2 separate regions of the Mus musculus genome follow, and region 2 is linked to region 1. A link is a loop called in an ENCODE intact Hi-C map of the cell type or tissue named here. Cell type or tissue: gastrocnemius. All regions are shown on one strand.

What was found. Peaks named below come from ENCODE experiments on the same cell type or tissue, not always from the same donor. Only the 100,000 strongest peaks of a DNase experiment are listed, where the experiment ranks them.
Region 2: it touches region 1 in a loop (3-fold over the local background); 6 of 42 quality-filtered maps call a loop at or near these places.

The regions. Positions count from the first base shown.
Region 1 is chr5:119,052,315-119,060,314 of GRCm38, reverse strand. It overlaps Gm30895 (a long non-coding RNA gene), which reads right to left and starts at 6,689. Exons shown (of 4, transcript XR_878728.1): 1 at 6,520-6,689. In gastrocnemius, a CTCF peak has its summit at 6,382; a DNase peak (open chromatin) is centred at 4,687; H3K27ac peaks cover 6,173 bases.
Region 2 is chr5:118,981,069-118,989,068 of GRCm38, reverse strand. No RefSeq gene overlaps it. Among named protein-coding and RNA genes, the nearest start is that of 4930413E15Rik, 33 kb to the right of the region's middle. In gastrocnemius, no CTCF peak of the experiment used is centred here; a DNase peak (open chromatin) is centred at 4,619; H3K27ac peaks cover 1,352 bases.

The DNA.
Region 1 (8,000 bases):
CCAGATGCCCCCAAGTCATGTTGCTAGTACACAGGGAAAACAGGCTCCACCTGGCCAGGTTTCAGTTTCTGAAAAACCAGCCCAGGTCTGTCTCTAGATCTAATCTCACCGCTTCAGGAGTAAGGAGTTCTAAGAACAGGGTATGGCTGGAGGGGTGAGCCTGTGAAATATAAAGTCCACACATCTCAGCTCTCCCCTCCTCACCTACTCAACCTCCCTGGGCCACACCTCTAGGATGACATTACCAGGGGACTGTCACCTCTGAGGCTAAGAGTCCCACGTTCATCCTCAAACCCCTCCCTAGCTTGTCCCCACAATAAGCTCATAATTGTGACTGTCCCTGTACGGTACACATGGAGCCAAGAGACAGAAGAAGTTGGCTAGGACCTTCCAGGGTGCATCGACACTGGATCTCTTGTGTGAAATCTTGTGACCATCGTGGGCCTAAAATCACCAATGGCTCTAATTACCCTGAGGATAAAAATCTGTTTAGTATGATCTCCAAAGTCCCTGTGATAAGGATTGTGAGTCCCCTCCACCCCAAACCTCAGGTTGCTTTTTAAACAACTGCTATATATTATTTCATATAGAAAGGACTTAGCTCAGTGCCAGGCAGGACACTCAGTCAGCATTGGCCATTACCTTTGCTGTTTCATAGTGAGCCTCACTTGTTAAATAGCTAGTGATTGCAGTCATGGAAACTGTGTGTGTGTGTGTGTGTGTGTGTGTGTGTATGTGTGTGTGTGTGTGTGTGTGTGTGTGTGTGTGTGTGTGTGTTTATCTCTAAATCTTTCCTTGATATTATCTAAATTTAAATGCTACCACCAATCATGGAGTCTGGAGCTAGTTTAGGGTTCTATACCCTGGAAACAAAATGCCTTGGGCCAGAAGTGTCCCAATTTCAGATTTGGAAATATTTGCGTCTGTGCCACGAGTTATCCTGGGGACAGGACTCAAGACTAAACATGAATTGTATGTAGACAGGAGGTAATTTTATGTAATATTTTGAATCAACCTGCTTGGGTCTGTCTCCTTGTGGTCAGGAATATTATTCTGTTTGTGGTGTCAGGTCAGCCCTCAGAAAGGTCTGGATCTGGGAGCAGTTCGGATTTCAAAGTTGCCAGCTTGTCTTCAAACGCATCCACATCAGATCAAGCACTGGACCAAATGTCACCTGCCTTACCCCCGTGCACTCCCAGCCACGAGAGACAGGCGGTACCGTCATCATTTCACAGACGGGAAACTGTGGCCCCTGGAAGCTGAAATCTCACGGCCTGCTCAAAACCACATAGCTAGAAAGTGACCGAGCTTGGATTTGAACTCAGGCATGCAGCTCTCGCCTCCCACACTCTACCATGGCTGCAGATCCGGGCACAGGTACATGGAGAAGGAGGATTTTTTTTTCCTTTTTCTTATTAAATTTAAGACAAACAACCCTCCCTGGATCTCTCCCTCCCTACCCGAATCTAGTGCTTTCTACTCAGTCTCACTGCCCCGAGCGAGGCCTTCAGAAAGTTCCTTGGCTTTCTGAAAGTCCCCAGCTGGAGCCTTCCTTCCTGTTTTAGGTAGTGAAAGCTTAGTGACACAGGACCAGGCCCAATATAGTTTCAGATCTAAATTTAACAACAATGACCGGGCTCCAGCCTGACCCTGCGGAGAAGAAAGCAGAGAAGGGAAAGGAAAAAAAAATAAATAAAAAAATAACCTAGCGACAACTAATTCTTCACAAATTAAGACAATCCTAAGAGTTCCTTTCAACTGTCAGGGCGTATTCTTAGCAAGAGCGTAACACTTAAATCAATTCCAGGCTGTAAAAAACAGTATAATAACAGGAAGCAAGGCTACAGGCCTGACTTCCTCCTGGGAGGCAGGGGATTTGCAGGGTGTCAGTAGAGTGGCCCCGAAGGGACAGAGATGGAGCCAGGCAGCTCCTGACTCACCAGCAGGCTCTTATCTCTGTGTGACCTCCCGTGAGTTCCATCTGGGGTTGCCCACGCAGCCCCTGGGTGGGGCTCTGCAACTAGAACCTTCCATAACCTCCTGGCCACTTTCCTGGCCCATCTCCTCAAAACAGTGTGGATGAAAAATGCAAACCAGAAAGGGTGCACCTTGCATTCACACCTGCAGGTAGGGAGGACTCCAGGGAGCCCAGAGGGACAAGAGGAGAGGTACCAGGCTCCCCATATCATTGTTGTACCTGTGGCCAGGTCTGTACTCATGTAGAGTGTGGGTTAATGAGAAGTATGTACACAGGTTTGAACCCCAGCTCTGACATTTCCTGGCTGCGTAGCCTTGGGCAGGGAACAAGGCCCGGCATCCTCTGGGCCTCAGCTTTGAATCTGTGAGAAGATGCTATTGCCTGTCTGTCAGGGCCAGGGCTGACTGAGATCCTGGAGGTGGTATTTGGTGCAGTGGCTGAAGAGGGCCATGCTTGAAGATGTCCTGCCAACTGTTACCGGTTGTACCTTTACAGAAGCCTAACTCCAGGCAGCGGGGTACCCAGGCAGGGAAGTTTCTGGAAAACACGCCATCCCTTGGGCAGATGGCTCAACGGAAGGTTCCTTGCCTTTCATAATACCCTCTCTTTTCCGAAGAAGGCGGCCAGCACCACAGCTCTATGGCCCTCTCCAGACTCCTCTCTAATTCTCCAGTGTTCGGACACCTGTCCCCAGAAAAACCCTTCCATATTTAATACTTAATTCTTTCTTGCATCGTGCTTTTTCAGAAACTCACATTAAAAAAAAATCCTGGCTGTATCTCTTCTCACAACCATGTCTTTCTTGGGTTTTTGTTTTTGTTTTCTTTTTGTGTGTGTGTGAGGAATTCTAGTTTCCCACACAGGCCTCTACGGCCTGGGCCACTCAGCCCTCCCCTAACCTCAGCCTCTACCTGTGTTCCTCCAACCTGGTATTTCCCTGGTCCCCTGAGCCTCTCAAGCTCTTTCTGCCTCAGCATCCAAGCCATCCTCTGTCCTGGCTGCTTCATTCCGGCTCTTAAAATTTCCCTAATCCCCCTCCAGGTGGTAGCACCATCATCAGAGTTAGAGAGGAGGCCTTCTCAATCCACTTGATAGGAACAGGCTTCCTGGCTCTGCTCCCCAATCAATAGCTGCTCCTGAGAGAGCAACACATATCACCTTCTCAGCTTAGCTCATCCATCGGAGAGCCCATCTTGAAGGCAATCATTTCAAGGGTCTGCGAACCTTTCAAGGGCTCCCTGGATTTAACTCAGGAAACCCTTACAGGAGTGTGGGTCACCTCAGAAAAGGAAACTGGACGTGGAAAGGTTAAGGGCTCCGTGGGGGTCAGAAGACAGTTACCATGTGCCAGGGTCCTCTTCTGTCCCTGGCATGGAGTAGGTCTTCAACACAGAAATGGCTTTGCATGTACCTCCTGTGGACCAGAGTGGCTGACTGACATAAGGACCCTGGAAGGCTGGGTCCCGGCACTCTGTCTGCACTCTCCTCTGCTCTGTCTATGATGCTCAGAGGTTTTGCCCCTGCAAACAGTGTGTCTCCAGGATGCCTGGCTCTAATGAAGGCTTTCCCACAGCGAGGGACAGAGAGAGAGAGAGAGAGAGAGAGAGAGAGAGAGAGAGAGAGAGAGACTCCCTCAGGCAGGAGACCCCAGCAAGTGACAGGGCATTTCTCCATATCCCTGAAAGTCTAAGCCTCTCCTTGCCCTGCAGTTCAGAAATCTCATCTTTTAAGACTCACACCCCTGCATGTATGTAAACTACTGACCCTTGATAGATTCTGGGTGCTGGAGGGGCCCTGTTTGGTTTTTTATTCTTAATCGCCATCCCCTCCACTGTATGATTTAAATTCTCAACGTTTGAACCGTTGGGGGGAGGTGTGCTTTCTGTTTCCCACAGGGAGCCAACGACACCCAAGTGCTAACAAACCTCATCCCATTTCACAGATGAGCAAAATGAGGCTGACAAAAGAGCCTCCCAAGGTCACATGGTCTGGCTAAGCATCAGAGCTCAGGTACAATTGCCAAAACAAAACAAAACAAGCTGGGCAGTGGTGTCGCCCGCCTTTAATCCCAGCACTTGGGAGGCAGAGACAGGCAGATTTCTGAGTTCGAGGCCAGCCTGATCTACAGAGTGAGTTCCAGGACAGCCAGGGCTACACAGAGAAACCGTCTCAAAAAAACAAATCAAATCAAAACAAAAAATAACCCACAAAACAAACAAACAAAAAAACCTCACTTTGTGGCCATCGACTGACTGACGGGGTCTTTCTTGACCCTTGATCTTTTCATTGAAAAACCAGGGATCAAAACAGCAGTGTGAAGCCATCAGAGAGCTAATAGAAATTTATTATTATTATTATTATTGTTATTACTACTACTACTATTGCTATTATTGTCATTGGCATTGCTATAGATACCTCTTGGCTCATACCTGTCGTTCCAAGACTTTGAATTCCCTGAAAGTACTGAGAGAAACATGGATCGAGAGGAGTTACCGGACCCTTTACTCACAGGGCCCCTTCCTAACAAGCAGGTCTGTAACCCCAGCTAACCTAACTGGGTCAAAGTTGCACCTGGCCTCTCCTTTCCTGGCTCCCCTCCCCGCTCTGGGACAGGAATTATCCAGGCGCCCAGCGCCTCGGAGGGCCATCCCCGCTGTGAGGCTTTGATAGGGAAAGTATGAAGAACAAAGGCCATTGTTTCAAAGGCGGCTGGTGCCTCTCAGGCCACGGGCCAGCTTCCCGGGGGTGAGGCCTGGCTCCAGAGACACAAAGCCTAAAGTCATTAGGACCAGCGACAAACAATGACGGCATCCTTTCTATTTACCTGCGTTGGAGCTGGCTGCCAAGCGGGGAACAATGGGGTGGGTATGCAGGCTGGCTCACCCTAGCCCTGATGCTTTACAAACCCCATCTCCTTCTCCCTGACCCGAACTTGAGTAAGAGGGCTTCGTTCCGTGGTAAACTCCCATTCCTTGCCAGTAAAATGTCCACAGGTAGGGTACCAGTCCCTCCTCTCAAGTTCAAATCCAACGCCCAGTGAAGAAGACCTCCTGCAGGCTTTCCCCAGGATAGATTCTAAAGAGACACTTGGGTCCCCTCCAGCTATCAGATAATTAAAAGAGAAAAAAAAAAAGCACCCCCAAGAAATTACAAGATTCCTCCCGGAATTTCCTGATAGGAGGAGAAGTGATCTGACTCTGGGGGCTGCCAGAGGAGGGGCGTGTCTCCTAAAAAAGATTGACAGCTTGTCAGACGCCCTTGCGTTAGGGACTAGAAGCTGGGAGCAGTGGATGGGGTACCACACCTTGAGGCTCTGTACTTTCTATTTAAACCATACCCCTCAGGTCAGGATCCAGAAGATGGACTTGGTGCGGTGGGGGGGGGGGGGGGGCACGGGACGGGACGGGACGGGACATCGCTGGATCCCACATCCTTCTCAACATGGCCCCAATCGGATCAATCACCATTTGTTGCTTTTCACTATTAATTTGATTGCTTCCTCTGCCTTATTGAGGATGGGTGGCCACACCTGGCTTTTGGGACAAAGGCTGTGACCTCTAAGTCCTGTAAGTGTGTCAATCTGCATGACTGACATCAGGGCACCTCAGTGAAGTGACGGCTCTGGGGCGGGTTCTCTGCGCCTCTGGCAACCTCAGGTTTCTACACCTGCCCAATGAAAACAAGCCTTCCTCCCAGGAGTCAAGAGCCCGAACAAAGTAAACATCTTTGGAGATGTGACTCTGCCAACTTGGATAGCAGGACCTATGAAAAAGCTAAGCTTGGATCACCTCCAGGGGGCAGCTCACTTGGACGAGGTGTGCTGCCAGCCTGGGCAAGTGTCAACACAGAGGCAACACAGAGGACAGTACAGGATTCAAGTGATGCTCTCAGCACAGTGAGTGTGAACTCAATACTCGATATCAATAACAAGGATTGTACTATTACGTACAAGATTGAAGCCAGGTGCGGATGATGCTCACCTATGAGCCTAGCACTAGAGAGTCTGACATAAAAGAGTGGCTGTGGATTTGAAGCTAGCCAGAACTAAGTGGTGAATTCTAGGCCAGCCTAGGCACACAGAGTAAGACTCCAACTCAAAACCAACAACACTAAAAGGCCAAAGTACCATCGAGTCCAGAAATGGACACAGACGTCCTTGAGGGGTATTAACAGCGAGACTTATCCTGCAGAGGGATATGCCCACTCTATGCAAGAAGAGGTATAGATCTAGGAGGGAAAATGACAGGTGAGGGGGTAAGGGTGGGAGAGGCACTGTCGAAGGTGGGTCCTGTGGCATCGAGTGAGGCTCGCTCAGATCCCCTCCAGACAGGAGAAATAATAATGGCTCTTGTTTCTCCTCAGTGCAGCTCCCTGCCTCACGCCATTCCCTCCCTTACCTATAGGGGGCGGAGTGGGAATTAAAACCCACTGGGTTGTACCAGTACCCAGAATCTGTTCTCAGTGGTACTGCTTACCAGAAAATGGAAGGTTTCTGGAGCCCAGTTAGAATAGGGGTCACGGTCACAGCAGCTCACACCTACCAGGAGTGTGGTCCTGCTGACGTGGATGATGGAGCAGGCAGATGCGGGAAATCAGCTCGGGTTGGCTAAGATTGGCCCCTCTCTGTGTCCCAGCCATGCTGATTTTGATATACCTCCTCTCCAGGTGTGTCCGCACAGCTCCCAGTGGCTCACCGGGCTCCTATTCATTCTCTAAGTTCTCCCTTGTAAGTTCCAGGAGTCTTGATTCCATTGTGTGTGACTCTCGGAATGGGGGTGGGGGTGGGGTAGCAGTCAGTGCTTGGACTGCCTTTGAGTCACATGACCATTCCTGAAAATATCGCTGAGGGTCCAGCAGTGGTATGTGCTGAGGCACCAAACCCAAAACCTTCCCTTACCAGTTAAAGACTAGAAGTGAAGAGACACGAGGTCTCTAGGAAAATCAGAATTATGTTCCTTCTTTGTCCAGAGAGAGGGGTTTCCCTCACTAACTGTTCGGCAGCTGTTAGGTTTTCAAGTTTTAAGCTTTATCTGAATAGATCTATCCAGCTTCACCCTTCACCCTCTCTGTGGGACGAGTCTTGGCCACTGTGCATTATAGCAGCTCCCTTTTCAAGGCTGTGTAGAATTCCATTCTGGGAATACAGTGCCCGTGGTGCATCTGGCTGCTGTCGGGTGGCATATAAATTCCCTCATTCAGATCATTGCCAAATGCTGGAACTTTTATACCCATCTCCATACTGACAGACGGGTATACACCCAGACTCATGTATGCCTGTCCCAAACATCTCAGAACTGAATAGCCCAGACATGCCACTTGGGTTCAAAGTCACCCTCTGTGACTAGTGGTAGCTTCCCTCCCCAGGAACCGTCAGTTTCCCATTGCAAGACTCCTCCAGTGACTGTGCTTTGCATGGAAAAGCCAATGTCACTTCATTACACAGTGTCCCTTTGGAGATCGGTGCTGGTCATATCTCCACATCAAAGTCAGAACCGCGGCCAGGCCAGGCTCGCCCAACCTCGCTGCCAGGAAATGGGGAATTTCCTTCATTTCTTCGCCCATCTCAGAGGCTATGCAACATGGCTTGTCTTAGTGGTTAAGAGCAGAGTTGTGCCTAGCCCCCCTGCCGAGGTGGCTGAGAAGGGCCTTGGCCCCTGCTCTGATCTTTATCACGCATTTGTCCAGCGCATTAGAATGACAGTATTTTTTATTTATACAACACCTTTTTTTTTTTTTTCTGGCAGGGGGTGGGCTGGACTCAAAGGAGGGGTAGGAGCCAGATGAAGCCTTTTATAGCCTTTGGTTTGTTTACCCTGTGGAGACTGAAGGTCTCTAATGGACAAAGATGGGACATTTAAAGAAGGAAAAGAAGGAATGTGCCCCAACTGGAAGTCAGCCGCCAGGCTTTGCTCTTCTGTCTTTGGTCCTTGTAGATTATATTTATCTGATCCTCAAGGCCCCAGTGGGAGCTGACACTTACCTAAGGCCTGGGTTGCTGTTATCTGCTTTTGTGATGAGCCCT
Region 2 (8,000 bases), 71 kb after region 1:
AGATGATCAGATGGCGTCCCATTCCACTGAGATGAGCATCATGACTGATCTGAAGATCAGATCAGACTCTTCCATGCCCTTCCTCCCCACTAACCTAAAACATCTTTCTCTCGGGCCTCGATTTCCTCCCTGGATAAAGAGGCTAATCAGTTTCTACCCTTGTGGGTGTTTGTCTGAACTACCCATGCCCATGCACTGCAAGACAGGGCTAAACATCCAGGGGTTTTTATCAGAGGGAAACTTGGAAGGTAGCGTGCAGGTTGGAGAGGCCACCAGGCCAGTGTGAAAGGAGCTAGAAGGTAAGACATAAGCACTCTAGACTCAAGAGTGAAGCAGATATGGTGGTACCTAAGTCAGCCATCCTAGGATGCTTGAGGCTTCTGGGAATAGGCCCCGCCTCAGTATGCCCCTGAGTATGCACTCATACACACACACACAGACACACAGACCTACATACAGACACACACAGATACACACACACAGACACAGTCACACAGACACACACACACCTCACATATACCTAACAGAGAGACACACAGACACACATAGGCACACATACACACAGAGAGACACACACAGACACACACACAGACACACACACACACACATTCAGAAACACAAACACACACATACACACACACACATAGAGGTACAGACCTTCTAGAACGATACCTCCTGCCTCCCAGTAACCCACCCTGTCACCAAACTGGAGACCCAGACCCAGCACTGGCTCTAGTGCGTATTTGAGCATGATAAGTTTTGTGCCATATGCATTTTAACACAGCTTGAAGGGAAAGCTTGGGTTTCTTAGGGTCAACTCACATAGCTCAGACCTCAAGCTCATCTTGCCTAAGGATGTACACTGGCAGGTGACTGCTTCTCACCATGATGTGGGGAGAGCATGGCGATGATGATGATGATGATGATGATGACGATGGTGGTGGTGGTGGTGATGTGAAAGTACGCACACTGAGCAAGTATCCCTGTGCAACCCACCAGTGTATTCTATGGTGTCGGGCAGGAACAATGCATTCCAGGTAGCCACGGGCCTCTAGTAGCTCTATGGACTGTAGATGCCACCTAGAATACCCCATGTAATAACGCAAGGAAGCCATCACACCAGGCATTCTTCTCTCCAGCTGTGCAGACAGGCGGAGACTCTCCAACTCCTAAAGCAGCCAATCCTCTACCCCTAAAGCCCCCATCTGCTCACAAAGGCAGGGGAGTGAGGCCTGGTGCACATGTAGCCTGTTCAGCCCCAGGCCAGGCCAAGAGGTCAACCTGACCTCTTGTGATTGCTCACGAATAGATACTTCCTCCCTGCTGCCCAGCCGCCTGCCCCCCCTCCACCTACTAACCCTTTGCAGAACTCTAGAATAAGCGGGGCTCTGTTAGTCTGGGGCCTTTGGATGCCACCACCCTAGCTTCTGAGGCCACCAGCCCTCCAGGCAGGTGGGCCCGAGTGCCGGAAAGTGCCAGCATTTCCTCCAGCTCTGATGGGGTCAGAGATGATAACTAATTGGAGGCTGCTGGGCTGATGTCTGTCTCCGGCTTCCTGTCACCTTGCCTAGGGAGGTCACTCACTGTGAGCAACAGCCCTCAACCACCCAGCACCAGCTGCTGCAACACCGGCAGGTCTCCAATGCATGGTGTCTTGTCTCATCTTTCGCCACCACCTTAGTTCCCCCAGACTCTGCAGAAAGGATGCGGGAGGGGCTGAGGAGACAGCTCAGTGGGTAAAACGCTTGCCCTGTAAGTTCAAGGACCTGAATTCTACCCCCAAAGCCAACATAAGAGAGTAAGGCATAGAGGCTTGCTAGTGTGAGCTCCAGGCTGGGAAAGCAGACACAAGCATCACTGTCCTAGCTGAATCCGAGATCTCTGGGTCAGTGGGAGATCCTGTCTCAGAAAGCAGTGGAGGGCTGGCAGTGTAGCTCAGGAGTCCAAGAACTTGCCACCAAACTGGAGGGCATGAGTTGGATCATTAGGGTGGGACCCAAATGATAGCAGAAGAGAATCGATTGCTGCAAGCTGTCCCCTAGTCTCAACAAGCCATCTCCCAAATATAAATAAATATAATGTTGAAACATTTAAATGGTAGCACATGCCTTTAATCCCAGCACTCAGAGGTCAGAGGCAAGTGGGTCTCTGAGTTTAAGGCCAGCCTGGTCTAGTGTTCCAGACTAACCAGGGCTACATAATGGAGAGACTCTGTCACTGATGATGATGAAGAAGAGGAGGAGAAGGAAGGAAAGGAAGAGGAGGAAGAAAAGGAGGAATAGGAGGAGAAGAAAGAAGGAGGAGGAGGAGGAGAAGGAGAAGGAGGAGGAGGAGGAGGAGAAGGAGAAGGAGAAGGAGAAGGAGAAGGAGAAGGAGAAGGAGAAGGAGAAGGAGAAGGAGAAGGAGAAGGAGAAGGAGAAGGAGAAGGAGAAGGAGAAGGAGAAGGAGAAGGAGAAGGAGAAGGAGAAGGAGAAAATGTAGACAGCATGCAGAAGAATGATACCCAAGGTTGGCTTACAAGCACATGTAAACGGGGGGGGGGGGGGGGGGAGAAGAGGAGGAGGAGGAGGAGGAGGAGAAGCTGCTATGCCTGCTATACATCCCAGAGTCTCCATACACACCCAGGCTGCTTCAGTTTCTTGGATGTCTGTAATCAGCACAGCGAATTCACAAGCACCCCAAAATGCAGTTGCTTAACCACATGAACAGAGAACAGGAGTGTACTGTGCTACCCCAGAAACCCAGCCGTCCTCCCTCTGCCATCTTTTAGAGAAGCACCTTTGCTAATTGGAACAAAAACCCTGAAGGCCCTGGGAGACTTGTCAAAGCCCAGCTGCTGGGCCGGCCTCCAGGCTTCCTGGTGCAGTCTCTCTGGATGGAATCCAGGCTCACACTTCTGGTGTAGGGCCCACAGTCTGAGAATTAAGGTGATCGGCAGCAATGATAACTCCTCGATTCCTGCATCTGGCTGACGGGTGAGGGAAGAAAAGGCATGGAGGAATCCTAATGAGAGGAGACACATTTCATTCGCCAGAAGCTTATCAGGAGACCCTCATCAAACCACAGGGATCCCGAGAAATGCCAACTACACATGTTTGTAGGAAGTGAAGGCCATTGATGCTGGCAGGAAGTCCCTCAGGGATCTCTCTGAGGATCATCGCCATCAACAATCCAGGTGGCACTCCCTACGTGGCCTGGTGTTGTTCCTAATACCTCACAGGAGAAATAAACAAGCCCAAAGGTTATATCTCTTTCCTAAGGCCAAAGAAAGCCAGCAAAGAACTGAGCTGGGGTTCAGACTCAGCTGGTGTCAGACAGGAGTTTTTCCTATGTGTCTAGGTGACACAAGTCTCCACTCTTCTATCCCTTCCCAGGTTTAATCCCAACCCATCTGGGCAGTGTTATTCAAGGGATCTGGCCAGCAGGTGGCAAGAGTCAGGGCATGCCGGTGGCCCACAGGAGGGTAGATATCATAGTAGAGGAACCAGAAGGCTTTAGGATTTGATGTCCAGAAATAAAATAGTGACTCCCTGTCCATGCCTGCAAGCTAAAGCTGAAGAATCCTTCAGTAGGATAGAGCAGAGAACCCCTGGGAGGGGTAAGGCAGGCTTAGAAGGGGAGACTGTGGGGAATGTGGTAGACTGCAGAAGATGGAAGGGAAGTAGAAATTTATGAGGTTGACGTGACTGTCCCTGTGGCGGGGATGGAGAAACAAAGGCACAGCTAAGCAGGTACTCCGGTGAGTTCGCATGAACAACAGCCTCAGCAGCATTCGACCTGGGCCCCAGCTAAGGTGTGTGACTCACTCCTGCCCCTCCCACTGTTCACACTCTTCAGAGAGAGCATCAGCGGTGGCCTTGTGCCAACCATGGCAGGGCAGATCTGACCGGGTCCACCTACTGCCCTTTCGACTCCTGTCCCTGCAAATGAGGACACATGACTTCCAGTTTCTTTGATCCTGGGGCCTCCTTATCTATGAAAAAATGTTAAATGTGCCTACCTCAGAGGACAAATGTGAAACCTAATGAGCAGAGATAGCAAGCCATTCATTTAATAGCTGATAGCTGGACACCTAGAATTCACGCCCTTCTAGGCTATGTGGAAGAGCAAACCCCCTCCCTCCTGCTGATCATAGAACAAACACCAGAAAAAAAAATACATGAGTCAGGTTCTAAGTCATTCAAGGATGCTGGGTGATAGGGTTGGAGGCACCTAACCTTGGTGGAGGTTGGTGTGGGAGGGTACTCCTCCATACTAACAGATGAAGAAGGTAGAAAAAGAGATGTTGAGACCAGGAAGTGTAGACAAGATGGTTAGAGAGCCAAGGGACAGATAAGATGTCAGAGTGGCTGTCTGAGTGATTGGCAAGAACACTAAAAAGAAGAAGCTCATGAGCTGTGGAGCTGTTGTGTAAATCAGAGAAACAAGACCAAACAGATCTCCAGTCCCCAGCACCCAGGAGACAGAGTATACAGAGGTTTCTTTGAGTTTGAGACCAGCCTGGTCTACAAGGCGAGTTCTAGGACAGCCAAGGCTACATAGTGAGATCCTGTCTGAAAGGGAGATTTAGTCTAAGGAACTGACTTCTGACTGTGGGCATTGGCATGGTCTCAAAGCCCCAGGGCAGCCAGCCAACTGGAATTCAATCGGGAGCTGATGCCATGGTCTTGAGGTGACAATGGGCTCTAGAAACCTCAGTTTGGGCTTCTTAAGGATTCCAATTGATGAGGCTCGGCCCATGTAGACCATGTAGCATCCAGGATGTCTTCCATACCTTTCAGCCACACCCAAGTGGACTGGTGTTTGACAGCTAATTATATGGACACACCAAGCTCACCATCATGATATGTCCGTAGCCCAAGGCAAGGGCAGAGAAAAAATATGGCCACTAGTAGGACAGGGCTATCTCAGGGCACGTGCTAAGGATAGACTTAACTGGGAGAGGATGTGAGCCAGGGACTTCAATGGCTGGTACTAGAGACTGCAACCATGAAGAAGACAGGGTATAAGAAAGTGGAGGAAGGAGGTGAGAGGCTAGGAGCCTCTGTGGCCAGGAGATGTTGGAGGTGGGATTACAGAGAACATTCTAGGAAGATCATGGTAAAGCTGGGTCTGACGGCTTGAACTTGTAATCCAGTTCTGAGGACATAGAGAGGCAGATGGCTCCCTGGGCTCTTTGGCTGGACTAGCTTACTCAGAGAAATCCAGATTCAGTGGGAGAGCCTGTCTCAACATACAAGATAAATGTCTGAAGAGCCATAGCTCTTCTAGCTTACACACACACACACACACACACACACACACACACACACACACACACACAGAGAGAGAGAGAGAGAGAGAGAGAGACAGAGACAGAGACAGAGACAGAGACAGAGACAAAGAAGAGACACAGAGACAGACACACACACAGATACAAAGACAGACAGACAGACACAGTGATACAGAAAGGCAGAGAGAGACAGGAAGAAGAGACAGAAACACAGAGACACAGAGACAGACACACACACACAGAGACAGAGAGAAGAGACACAGATGCAAAGGCACACACAGAGAGACAGAGAGAGAGAGAGAAGAAAGAAAGCCACAGAGACAAAGAGACAAAGAGAAGAGAGATACAGAGACATAGAGACAGACACACACATACACAGAAAAAGAGAGAAAGACAAAGACAAAGACACACACACACACAGAGGGGGAGCATGCTTTACATCTTGACACAGATGTAGATGTTGGATCAGTGGCTGCTTGATAATGTCACTTTAGTTGGTACCAACCATGGACCCCACGTAGCAGATAAAGAACCCTGGATGAGTGAGTGTGTTTAACTTTGACCTATTTTAAAGCCTCAAACACTTCACACACACACACACACACACACACACACACATACACACACACCCTATACAACATCTCATTAATCTTTAAAACTGATTGCCTATTAAAACAAAGTTCGGCCTGGGTGGCTCAGTCAGTGAAGTGCTGGCCTTGCAGGTACCAGGTCCTGACTTTGATCCCTGGAACCCAAGGAGTAGCCAACCTAATGAGTGAGCCCCAGGTCAATGAGCCTCTGTCTCCATGGAGGTGGGTGGTGTCTCTAAGGATGACCTAGGTTGTCCTCTGGCCTTCATATATATACATACACACATGAGGGAGGGGGGAGAGAGAGAGAGAGAGAGAGAGAGAGAGAGAGAGAATCTTTAGCATATACTGGCTTAAAAGGATACCAAAGCACACATTGCTATCATTATCATCAACATCATTACTATCATAATTATTTACTTATTGCTGTAAAGACCAAGATGGGTAGTTATGCACTCTACCACTGAGCTACACCTAGCTTCTCCCTGATTTTTAAATGTGACTACTCAGACCATTTAAAATTATGTAGGATTAAATATTTATAATATCTCTGAGCAAATTACTATTCTAGATCAAGTGTGTACAAACGTTGACCCACATGCTAAATCTGACATATTACCCCTGTTTGTATGACCTTGGAACTCATACACATTTTGCCAGAAAAAAAAAACATGTGTACATGTGTGCATGATGACATTATATGTGGAGGTCAAAGGACAACTCGTGAGTCTGTTCTCTCCTTCCATTATGTGGGTACCAGGGATCAAACCCAGGTCCTCGGGCTTGGTAGTGACTCTTTACCCACTGAGCCATCCAGACCGATGTGGTTTTAATCTTTTTTTTTTTAACGTCTTGAAATAAACCAAATGGGTTAGAGAGGTTTCTCAGTGATTGAGAGCACTGGCTGCTCTTCCAGAGGATCTGGGTTCTATACATGGCTGTTCACAACCGTCTGTAACTCCAGTTCCAGGGAATCCCATGCCTTCTTCTGACCTCTTGGGGTACCAAGCATACATGTGCTACAAGACATACTTGCAGGCGAAACACTGATGTACAAACTTTAAAATCTCTTATGTGTATGGATGTTTTGCCTGCATGTATATCTGTGTGCTACATGTGTACCCAGTGCCATCAGAGGCTTGTGAGCTGTCATGTGGGTACTAGATACTGACCTGGGCCCTCTGCAAGAGCAGCCAGTGCTCTTAACCATTGAGCCACCTCTTCAGCCCTGTCATATAAAACTTTTTAAAAGACATGTATGTATGTATGTATGTATGTACGAACATACATCTCACAACCCATTAAACTGATAAAAAATTTAAAACTTGGTGCTCACAAATAAAGTTTTATTGAAACATAGCCTGGCTCATTTTGGGATACACTGTTATAGAAGTGGGGATGGAGAGGCCAGCAATGCTAGACATTCTGACATTTGGAACACTGTTGGTCCAAATAGAATGGTGATACTCTACCGTTCCTGTCAATATGTCCAGTGTCATCCTTAGAAATACATGTTTCCTAGCAACAGTACCCAGCACTTGTGGCAGGTGAGAGAGGGAATCTTCGAATTATTAAATGTAGTAAAATGGCTGCTGGCCTGCGTGGGATAAGCCAGGTGCTGAGCCTTCCCCACGGGTCTCCTTTTTGGGTCCCTGTTGGTCCGATTCGAAATTCTCCCACTACTCAGAGGGAGAAAGCGAGGCCTGAAGATACATCGGGCTTGACATCGCTCCCATCCCCAGAGATGAGTGGCCATCCTCTTTGTCACTGCCCTCAGGAATGTGCCCACCCGTCCCCTGCTGACGCCAGGGCCTTTGTGCTGAGTGGGAATGTCTTCCTGTGTTTCTCTGCCTGTGTTTTCCCCGGATCCTGTGGGCTGAGCCACATCCCTGGGGGCTGCCTCGCCCAAGGCTGTGTGTGGCGTCCCAGGAGGGGGAGGCCGGGGCAGAGAGGCTCCAGACCTAGCTGTGATTTCATAAGCAGACACTTAAGGCCCTGATGCCCGGCGCAGCCCGTGCGGGACAGGCCCCTCCGCTAATTGTCCATTGCCTGCTGCGTCCGGCCAGCCGGCGTCTCCGAGCTCATTAGGAAGGGGAAGAGGGGGGTCTGGGAAGAGGCTCCTCCAGCTCCCAGGGCCT